Linked DNA regions of Homo sapiens: region 1 is linked to region 2. The links are chromatin loops, found by intact Hi-C in ENCODE. Cell type or tissue: mammary epithelial cell. All regions are shown on one strand. Each heading gives the region's core, and the rest is flanking DNA. Links, peaks and the distances in the headings are about the cores only. Region 1 overlaps KIAA1217. Region 2 overlaps KIAA1217.

Region 1 (5,380 bases), core at 260-5,259, 68 kb before region 2:
GCATTTAGAGTGTTTTTTTGTTTTTTGTTTTTTGTTTTTTGTTTTTTGTTTGGTCCATCATATCCCTTTCATAGAGTTTATACCAAATTCTAATTTCTTTATATCCTAGTGAAGAAAGCAGATTCATTATCCTGATTGGTTGGGCTTATTTCACCCAGTCAGATGATTTCACTATCTGGTTTTCTACAATTCATTTACAGGGTATAGCTTATAAAAACGAGGACAAATTTCTCCGCCACAGATTTTTGAATGCTACATCTGAAAAGAACATTAGAAATGATTCAGTCCACCATTTTATCTAAGGGTTAGGGAAACTAAGGCCCAAAAAGGTAGCGGAGAGACCTGATCGAGGTCTTAAGAGTTGTAGGCAGTACTTCATTCATATTGGAACTTTCCCAATTCCCCCTCAAGTGTTCTTTCCTCCATAGAAAGACCCTGTGGACATTTTAGGTAATGATCCCACTGGGTCGTTATTTACACATAACAAGTTAGAATAAAAGCAGTGGGCTCTGTATTATTTTCCATAAGAAAAGAGACTGAGAAGCATCTTCACTTTCCATTCATTTCTTAAAGAGTTGTCCTTTACCCAAAGATCTTACTTTCCAGGTGGCCTTTCCCCAGGGCCCCCAGTTGAATATCCTCCAAAATTAAGCTAAATGGACTCCTGCTATTGATGGGATTGAGAGTCAGTTAGAAACAAAAGCATCTCTCTCTCCCTCTCTCTCTCTCTCTCTTTTTTTTTTTTTTTTTTTTTTTTTTTTTATGAGACAGTCTTGCTCTTTCGCCCAGGCTGGAGTACAATGGTGCGATCTCCGTTTACTGTAACCTCCGCCTCCTGGGTTCAAGCGATTCTCCTGCCTCAGCCTCCCAAGTAGCTGGGATTACAGGCGCCCACCACCAGGCCCAGCTAATTTTTTTCTATTTTTAGTAGGTACGGGGTTTTACCACGTGGGTCAGGCTGGTCTCAAACTCCTGACCTCAGGTCATCTACCTGCCTCGGCCTCCCAAAGTGCTAGGATTACAGGTGTGAGCCACCATGCCTGGCCTCATCTCTCTTTTTTTGAAGACAGGGTCTTGCTCTGTCACCCAGGCTGGACCTCAGTGGCATGATCATGTCTCAGTGCAGCCTCGACCTTCTGGGCTCAAATGATCCTCCCACCTCTGCCTTCCGAGTAGCTGGCACTACCGGCACATGCCACCATATCTGGCTAATTTTTAATCTTTTGTAGAGACAGAATCTCCCTATGTTACCCAGGCTGGTCTGAAACTCCTGAGGCAAGCAATCCTCTAGTCTCGGACTCCCAAATGGTTGGGATTATAGGCGTGGGCCACCACACCTGGCTCAAAAGCATCTTTATTGTCATTTTGGTGTCATGTATACAGTAGAAAGAACTCATTTGATCTGTTCCAACCAAACAACCTGGAAAACAGGACTTAGATCAACACAAGCAATCAGTTGCTAGTATGGTCTCTAAACATTTTAGAACTCCACAGATTATTTAGTGACTAATCCAGCCATTTCATTTTATGGAACCAGAAACTCAGACGCATAAAATTTGAGGGACTTATTCAAAAGCACACAGCCAGCTAAGTACCAAGCTCTGCCCCAAATATGGCTGTTCACACTTCTTGGTCAAGAACTTTTTGATTTCTTCGAATGTTCCCTCACCAAATCACTGGAGGCAGAACTTGGGGTTTCTGAGTCCACACCCTGGGGGGAATAGCAAGTTGCCCTGTTTCTTCATCATGGAATTAATGGGTACCACTTTTAAAAAATATGCCTCTAGTGCATAATAAATGTAAACTGATCTGTATCTACCAATGATCACAAATGACATATTTAGGCATGTGCCCAGGTGTATGAGTAATTTAGAACTTTCAAAGTTTGACACATGCCTCAAGGTATAGATACTACATCTGTTTCACAACCTTACAGCTTTTTAAAAATGTGTTTAAATATTCATGGGTACCCAAAAATTCATGTTTGTTTTTAAACTAAATTATTAATCAAGCTGTCACCAAAAGAAATTTTTTGCATTCACAAAGCGTAAACTTGAAACATGAAATAATCACATTATATTTAAAGACAATGTTTGTAGTAATATAATCCCACATACTGTTTTTACATGGAGCTGCCAGTTACAACAATCATCTTACATTTCTGCCTTTGCAATTAGAGGAATTGAAGGACACAGTAATAGCAAGTAAACATGCAACTTAGGGAAGCCACACTTGATTATGGAGCTCAAGGCTGATGAGGTTATTATGAGTAATTGGGCCTCACTGTCTTGCAGCCTGTGCAAGGATTTTTATATTACAATGAGTCACCATTTTCTAGAGCTTTTCTCAAGCTTCAAAGTATGGCTACTTTGCCTTCTTTTTTACATTGTTTGGGAAAGTCGAGAAGTAGTCACAAAATAAAAGAAATGAGAGGGAGGAAAAAGAAGAAAAGGTCATGATTCTCCTTAATGGAAATCTAGTTGATAACATAAATGAAACCATCAGTCAATATGTTGATATTTGTGAAAATGATGATCTTGTTGATCCGTAAGTTGTAGTATGGATAGCCTAACTTTTTTTTTTTTTGAGACAGAATTTCACTCGGTCGCCCAGGTTGGAGTGCAGTGGCATGATCTCAGTTCACTGCAGCCACCACCTCCTGGGTTCAAGTAATTCTCATGCCTCAGCCTCCCGAGTAGCTGGGACTACAGGTGTGCGCCACCACGCCAGGCTAATTTTTGTATTTTTAGTAGAGATGGGGTTTCACCATGTTGGCCAGGTTTGTCTCGAACTCCTGACCTCAAGTGATCTGCCCACCTCGGCCTCCCAAAGTGCTGGGATTATAAGCGTGACCCACTGCTCCCAGCTTGATAGCCTAAAGTTATTTTTAAAAAACTCTCATTTAAAATATTTAAGTGGAAAGATCACCGATTTATAAATTTGTCTGTAATTTTACTTTTCAGTTACTTTGATTTAAATAAAAAAAAGAACCTAAAAATGTTCAAATGTAGACAATGTTTTATTTGGTGATGACAGTAATGTTTATGCTATGTGAGCACATGCATGTCGCTTCCAAAGAATTATTCTATTTCTTGATTTTATGCATTAAATGCCTTGATTATATTTTATTTGAATGGTAGAAGAAATTTTCACCACCAGCATTATATAAGACAAAAAAAAAAAAGGCTGGGCGCTGTGGCTCACGCCTGTAATCCCAGCACTTTGGGAGGCCAAGGTGGGCGGATCACGAGGTCAGGAGATCGAGACCATCCTGGTTAACACAGTGAAAACCCGTCTCTACGGAAAATACAAAAAATTAGCCGGGCGTGGTGGCGGGCACCTGTAGTCCCAGCTGCTGGGGAGGCTAAGGCAGGAGAATGCTGTGAACCCGGGAAGCGGAACTCACAGTGAGCCGAGACGGTGCCACTGCACTCCAGCCTGGGCGACAGAGTGAGACTCCGTCTCAAAAAAAAAAAAAAAAAAAAAAAAAAAGACAAAAGAAAAGTATCATGTAGATTTCAACTGGAGACAGTGACTTTAATCTTCTAAGTTCAGAGACAAATTTCACTGCACTTCCTTCAGTGTTTCTGAAGCGTGAGCATATTTGCTAAACAGTTGCCTATCTCATCATTGTGTTAGGCTCCTCATATTTTCCTTAGGGAAATGCTATGGAGAGTTCAGGTCAGAATATTGTGTTGTAAATGTTGCCACAGTAAATGCAACCCCGGCCTTTACTGTTGGTTCATCTCAGATGAATATGTTTCTAAAGTCATGATAAACCAACCTCATGCATTTTAAATACCTCCAGAATCACAGTTAGTCTTTTTCATGGCTCCCGTGAGGTTTTCTAGTTTTTCACGTCCTCGCCTGTGACTCCTTCCTCTGGCCAAATGGGGAGCTCCTTTAGTGAAACCCCACATCCTTACCTCTGTGAGTCTCCCCTTCATATTCACCCAGCCCCCTTTAATAACAGGGCTGCTGGTTCCCCCTCAAGCCGACTTCTAACAAGCTACTGGAGCAACCGTGCAAGCTTGGGCTAGTCATTGCTTCAAAGCAATTACTGGCGGATATTTAAAGGAGAAAGAGAAGACTAGTCCAAGAATCCTCCACTTCAGTTAAAACAGAAACACAAGCCAGTAATCCCAGTGATTGGGTCAGCCCACTAAATGAGGCTGCACCTGGAAGAGAGGAATTCTTCCTCCTGCCCACATTTCTCTGAGCTAGCCCAGCCGGCATTGGAAGGGATCACAGTGTAGACAGAGCCAAAAGGGCCTTGGGTGGCCCTTCTGCTGATGAAAGCTGAACATGGAGGGAGAGAGACTTCATAGATATTCATGTGCTCTTCGATAATTTTAAGGTAGGCTCTGATCCTGTCTTTTGCTACGTTATGACACCTTGGCTCTAAGAGCCGGGTTCAGAGAAAAAAGAAGAATTTATCTGCTGCTATTTCTTCACATCCAGCAATTCGATTTGTATATAGAAAAACTAATTTTCTAACCCACTATGGAAGGAAAAAAGGCATGGTAAAGATATTAGATCTTTTTGGTACTGTTTTTTTTTTTTTTTCTGGACTCCAGATACCTTTTCTTTCAGTTGCCGAAAGTGTTTGAAGGCAAAAAAAAAAAAAAAAAAAGAAAAAGAAAAAAATCTTCTTTCATGTACATTCATTAGATAAGCAGCAAACCAGGTGTTTGGGAAAAGTAAACAATTAAATATTTAAATATCAACCAAATCTCTTTGAATGTATTGTAAATATTGGAACTTTATTTTTTTTTTTAAAGCCTTAGTTTCCATACTCGGAATCTTGAAAGAAAGTTCGTGCCACCCAACATTTATGGGTGGGGAACTATACTGGAGGAATAATACTTTCTTGGGGAACAAGAAAAGGAGAGAAAAGCTGAAGTCATTTTTCTTCTTCTTTTCCGTATTTATAATTGCCTATTTTATGGTCACATAGCTTTTGACTGGCGTACTGTAGATAGCCTTTGGATTGTCTGTTCATGTTTTTTACCTGATCTTTAAGGGCAGGCTAAGGAAATGGCCAAAGTCAGGCTTCTTTCATCTGCCATAGTTATCGATGTTTTTGATTCCAGGAACATTCAAGACAGATCACTCCTCAAAGTGTACAACAAGGATCCTGCACATGCGTTTAATCACACACCAAAAACTATGAATGGAGACATGAGGGTAAGTGTTTCTGTCATATTTTTACTTATCTTCAGTGGGTCAAAGCGTCCCTCCTCTTGCTTGTACTCCTGATGTAATCAGAACTCTACAACTGAGTTTTGGAGGGTTCTCCGCACTCATCTCACCTAGTGGATCATTATTTGTTCTTGGTAGAGAAGTAAGATTTCCTGGTTATTTAGGGCAAAGGGATTAA
Region 2 (5,380 bases), core at 64-5,063:
ATCCAAGTCTAGAGCCTTCCACTGCAACTATAGTCAATCTATAACCACTTCTTTTTTTTTTTTTTTTTTTTTTTTTTTTTTTTTTTTTGAGACGTAGTCTCGCTTTGTCCCCCAGGCTGGAGTGCAGTGGCGCGATCTCGGCTCACTGCAAGCTCCGTCTCCCGGGTTCACGCCATTCTCCTGCCTCAGCCTCCCGAGTAGCTGGAACTACAGGCGCCCGCCACCACGCCCGGCTAATTTTTTCTATGTTTTAGTAGAGACGGGGTTTCACCGTGTTAGCCAGGATGGTCTCGATCTCCTGACCTCGTGATCCACCTGCCTCGGCCTCCCAAAGTGCTGGGATTACAGTCTTGAGCCACCGCGTCTGGCCTACAACCACTTCTTTAAGCTGTGCGTACTTTTACGCAGGAAGAGACTCTAGGGCATTTGTTTTTGGAGAAGAGCCGAAAGGAGAGGGGCCACGGGGAGCATGCCGACAGCCAGTGAAGGCTGACTTCTGACAGCTTGGAGGCTCCATCCTCCTCCACACTGAACGGGGACAAAGGTGGATAGTCAGCCAAGCTTTTTTTTTTTTTTTTTTTTTCATTTTTTTTGCAAGGATCTGTGATGTATTTAGAACTATGAGTTTAGAATAGAAGATGAATTCATAAGGAAAAAAAGCCATCATGGTGATTTGTTACGAAAAACATCTGCATTTCATTCAGATACTGTGATCCATCCGTTCCTTGCTCTTTTCCATTGTTAAGGAATATATAAACTCTACGGGAATCAGGATAAGTGACCCTTCAGGTCACGAATCTTGGTCAACAAATCCCGTAAATCTGCCAAAGCAGAATAAGCTGTCTCCTGGGTAATAAGGAGGTAGAGATGTGCATCTCTGCATGAGACCACATATTTGCTCTGTGCACCTTCTCCCACCTCCCTGCCCTGGCTGGTAGGTTGGTCGTTGAGGATACAGTGCTGGCCTAGGCTCTATACAGATATCCTCCCTGACTTCCAGAAGCTCATAATCCAAATAGTGCTAGAAGATAGGGCCAGGTGTCATGGCTCATGCCTGTAATCCCAGCACTTTGGGAGGACGAGGCAGGTGGATGACGAGGTCAGGACTTCAAGACCAGCCTGGCCAATGTGGTGAAACCCCATTTATACTGAAAAAAAATTAGCCAGGCATGGTGGGGTGTGCCTCTAGTCCCAGCTACTAGGGAGGCTGAGACTTGAGAATCACTTGAATGTGGAAGGCAGAGGTTGCATGAGCCAGGATAGCACCATTGCACTCCAGCCTGGGCAATAGACCAAGACTATGTCTCAAAAAAAACAAGATAAATGTATCCAGGATCCTGGAGCAGCCATGGGGATGCAACCTCCTGAGCCCTTTCCTCTAATAGGAAAAAGGCTTCCAATCGGTTCTGCTTCTTCAGCACAGCGACAGCACAAGCCCTAAGTTGTTTAACCACCTAATGAAAGCTAAGAAAACAATTTCCCCTTGCCCTCTGCCTACCAGAAAACACACAGAAAGGCAGCTGGTTTGAGAGACCTGCCCCAAGGCCCCAGCATGGATCATGACGGTTGCTAGAAGAGTGAGGGCTCTGATCTCCAAAGGCTACTCTGTCTCTTAGGCAACATCCCAGATACCTTGAACATCTGATGCAAATTCATTTAAATCTCCTAGTGAATCTCATCGTCTGTGATGGCCCCATCCTTTGCATTAGCTTCCTCTCGCTTTGCAATTTTAAAGACACATTGCAATGAAATGAAGTGTACGGGTTGGGCTGGGTTGTGTCAGGGGGTGACAAAGTCACATGTCTTCAGTGTCCGGGCAGTAACAGCAAGTGAAATGGAGGAGAGACCACAGTAAATTGGCCCCTTTAAAGGATAGTAGCCACTCAGTTCCAACTGGCTCTTAACCTGATAGAATAAGTATCCAGTGTTTCTAGATGTTTCAATATTTCAAGCAAATCTGGAGACACAGGTTTTATATGAATTACCGCCATTTAAAAATGTTGGAAAGTAATTGAAAACTAATTACTGAGTACTCTGCAGGCCAAAGGACACAATTGCAGTTCAGAGGGGGCCTATCGGCTCCCAAGTTCGTTCTTACCTGGGGCTCCTGGAGGTCAAGCCCTTCCCTTCACTGCTCCTGCCTTTTGGCACCATCTGCTGGCCATTTCGAAATTGTTACCTCCTCATTGCGCCCTTTAAGAAAAACATACATATCATTTGTATGGAAGTACCTAACTGCTCTCAAAAGTGAGCATTTGTTGGTTTGGGGACAGGGATGGAATTGCTTTAGCATAAATGCCGCACTTCCCCTGGGAATTTCACAGGCGTTAGAGGTGAATTTGATACCAAGGCTCTCTTGATGTCTGTAGCTACAGCGTCACCCCATCAGTGGCTGGCGTAGTTTGGTCCTCTGGCCGGCTGGGAGGGATCTCTCACACTTGTCTCGCCTTGCAACCCTTGAACTGTGCAGCTTTGTGAAAAAGAGCAGTTTTCTTAAACAAAGAAGGTCTTTGGTCAAGGTCTAGGAATGCTGTGTTAACCACACAAGTTTCTTTATTGCTCCAGAACTACTCAACTTTTCTGGCTTTCTGGGAATAAAGAACAGTGAGCAAATGTGCTTTTGAGCCTGGGAAGTTGGGCAGTTCTAAAGCGCAGACTCGCAGGGAAAAATAAGCATGGTGTTTCCTAACCTGGCTGTTACTGTTTCTACCTCTGCATTTGTATTCCCTGGGTCCCATTCAGCTTTCCTCCCCATCAAACTTCTGTCTTTTCAATCGAGGGAGTCTACTTAAGACAAAAACAGCTTAGAATAATTAAGCTATCTCGGCACCAATTCTCCTTCAACATGTGCGGTATTATATACCAAAAATGAACTGCAGCCGCACAGTGGCTCTAAGTCCAATAATGGAGCTATCATTAGAGATATACGAAACACTAGACTAGTCTCAAAAGAACAAAAATTGAATTAGAAATTCAAATATTCTTTGAACTGTGTTATAAAATAGTGAAACTGAATAAAACCATTTGTGCTTGGCAGCCAGCTCCAGTAATTAGATAATTAAATCATTGGAAAATCCTAGACTGTAGAGCATATCCTATTTGAGCATTTCATTTTCAAAACTGATGGATTATTCTCAGGAATAGAAATTTGTTGCAGACACAATGGGGTGGGTAGATTTCAATGGGACAAGGGGAACCTAAGCAGAAGATCAAGGAAACCACTAAAAGCTTGTTCATGTTATCTTCTGCTCTCCAATTTCACAGGAGTTATCGGTCTAAGAGTGGTTCTCAATCCTGGCTACTCATTAGAATTATTTGAAACCCTTAGCAAAAATACCAGTGCTCAGGCACGATGGCCAGAGTCTGACTTCACTGGCACGGACTGGAGGCTAGGCACTGGTGACTCTAGAACATTCCAGGGTAAAAACTACTGTTTTTACCTCTTGGCTACAGGTAATATGAATGCTTAGTCCATGAAGACACCTCCTGGAAATGTTGAGATAGCCAGCTATTACCAATGACTTAAAGCCTTGACTTCAAACAATGCACCTCATTCCCAGTGGCTAATCTAGTATGTTCTCTGCTAGCTACATTTGGTATGAGAGCTATATGGAACCTTTATAGTGTGATATTCCCATTCCCAAATAACGGTTGGGTCTGTAATTAGCTAGCAACAATGGGAAAGGGTTTTGTCAAGGTTTTGTGCCTAACAGATGTTCTCCTCCAATGATGATTATGTTTGCCTGTTACCTTTCCTGATATCATTTTGAAAAAAAGCCCACTTTTTCTAAATAATGAACATCTTTTTCCCAAAATGCCACAGTACTTGGATTTTACCAAAGTCATCCCATATCTACAGAAGTGACTGCACTTCTTCCCCTCCTTGTGGGTGGCTGAGGAGAGAGAGAGAAGCTTCTGGAAGAGATGGTACAGGTTCTGTGGAGGCCAGATAGGCTTGGCATAAAGAGAGGATGGCGACCTCCTACTTCTTTCATCCCCAATCTCTTTATTCTGCTTCCTGATAAATAAAAAATTGGGTTGTTCATTACATTTGTAGGACTCCTGAGAATTTACTGTCCCTTCCCAAGAGAAGGAGGAGGTAAAATATCAACATAAAAAATAAACACAGTAGTGCATAGAGCCCTATGTATTTGAAATGATACAATTCAATACAATTTCCTTAATGTGTCTTTTTATGAGATGGCGCCTCGTGGAAATGTGCCAGGGTCTCATTTATCTTCTGACATGCATAACAATGGTCACGGGAATGCGGATCCCTGAGAACAGCATATTGGAGTTTCCCATGTGCAACAGACCCGTGTCCCCTGCCAAGCAGAAATAATAAACGGAACTAGTACAGGGCTTGACGATTAGGCTGCTTACAATGTGCCAAGGTCTAGTCAGATCTTCAGACAACAAGAAGCTTTCTAAGATGGGGAGACAGCACCCCAATAACATGGGTTATATAGCTGTGACCAGGCATCCCTTGTCTTGTTCCCTGAAGCCTGCAGGAACAGATCCAGGTGGGATCAGGAGTCGTTCTGAGGTCTGGCTTTCCTCCTGAATCTTTCTGATTTGTGGTATAACCACTGTTCCATGTCACTGCTAGACAGCAAAATCAGTCCAATTACATTATCCATTGTTGGCAAGACTGATAGTCTTAGATTTTACCTAAGAAATCAAAATTGAGTATGTGAGATATAGGTCCATTTTCAGGTTGGGGGAATTAGGTTTAGGCATTTGCTAGTTTCTCCATGAAGTGATTTGGATAACTTATTTGGTCCAATTAAAATTTTAATGGACAAGAGCATTATTTCTGTCTCTTATTTTACAAGAGTGCTTATAAAAATGGCAAAGCATTTTCAATAAATTATCTTTCTAGCTATGAGGAATAACTGCAACTCTACTTGCCCTCCCACTGTGGGCAACTAGAAAACTGAAAAATAAGCAAATGTATGAAACAAATGTTTTCAGAAATTAAACAACACAGGACCGTAATCCTTAGGAGAATGGGGGGAAAAAACCTACAGTTGACCCAGCTTTCTGTCTGGAGGCACTTTTCAGATCTTGGTGCAGGAAGGAAAAACCCAAGCATGGCACTGACAGTGAGTTGAGGAGATAAGACCAAAGTTTAGAGAGAGCTGAAACAGCTAGAACTGGTGGACTGGAGAACCAAACACAAGAAAGCTCTGCAGAGAAAGAAGTACATCAATAAATGGGTCTGTTATTAAATATTAAGCCAAGCATGTACAGTGTGAAAGCAACCGCTAAGCCAGGCAGAAACTAAGTCGGGGGCTGTAAGCCAAAAAGTTCCCGAAGTTCACACAGGCCTGGGAGATGTTCACGTTTTGAAAAGCAAAAAGCGAAGAGGCCTTGTTGA

Evidence for each region. Peaks named below come from ENCODE experiments on the same cell type or tissue, not always from the same donor. Only the 100,000 strongest peaks of a DNase experiment are listed, where the experiment ranks them.
Region 1: a loop joins it to region 2, with 3 times the contacts of the local background. A loop is called at or near these places in 7 of 110 quality-filtered maps.

The regions. Positions count from the first base shown.
Region 1 is chr10:24,433,293-24,438,672 of GRCh38, forward strand. It overlaps KIAA1217, which reads left to right. Exons shown (of 21, transcript NM_019590.5): 5 at 5,094-5,187. All of the region lies in intron 1 of LOC124902395 (a long non-coding RNA gene), which reads right to left. Among named protein-coding and RNA genes, the nearest start is that of MIR603, 160 kb to the left of the region's middle. RefSeq lists enhancers at 1-315, 153-829. In mammary epithelial cell, for the core only: no CTCF peak of the experiment used is centred there; a DNase peak (open chromatin) is centred at 2,269; H3K27ac peaks cover 648 bases.
Region 2 is chr10:24,501,679-24,507,058 of GRCh38, forward strand. The region is part of intron 9 of KIAA1217; the gene reads left to right. Among named protein-coding and RNA genes, the nearest start is that of ARHGAP21, 220 kb to the right of the region's middle. RefSeq lists an enhancer at 1-274. In mammary epithelial cell, for the core only: a CTCF peak has its summit at 2,158 (motif pointing left); a DNase peak (open chromatin) is centred at 2,163.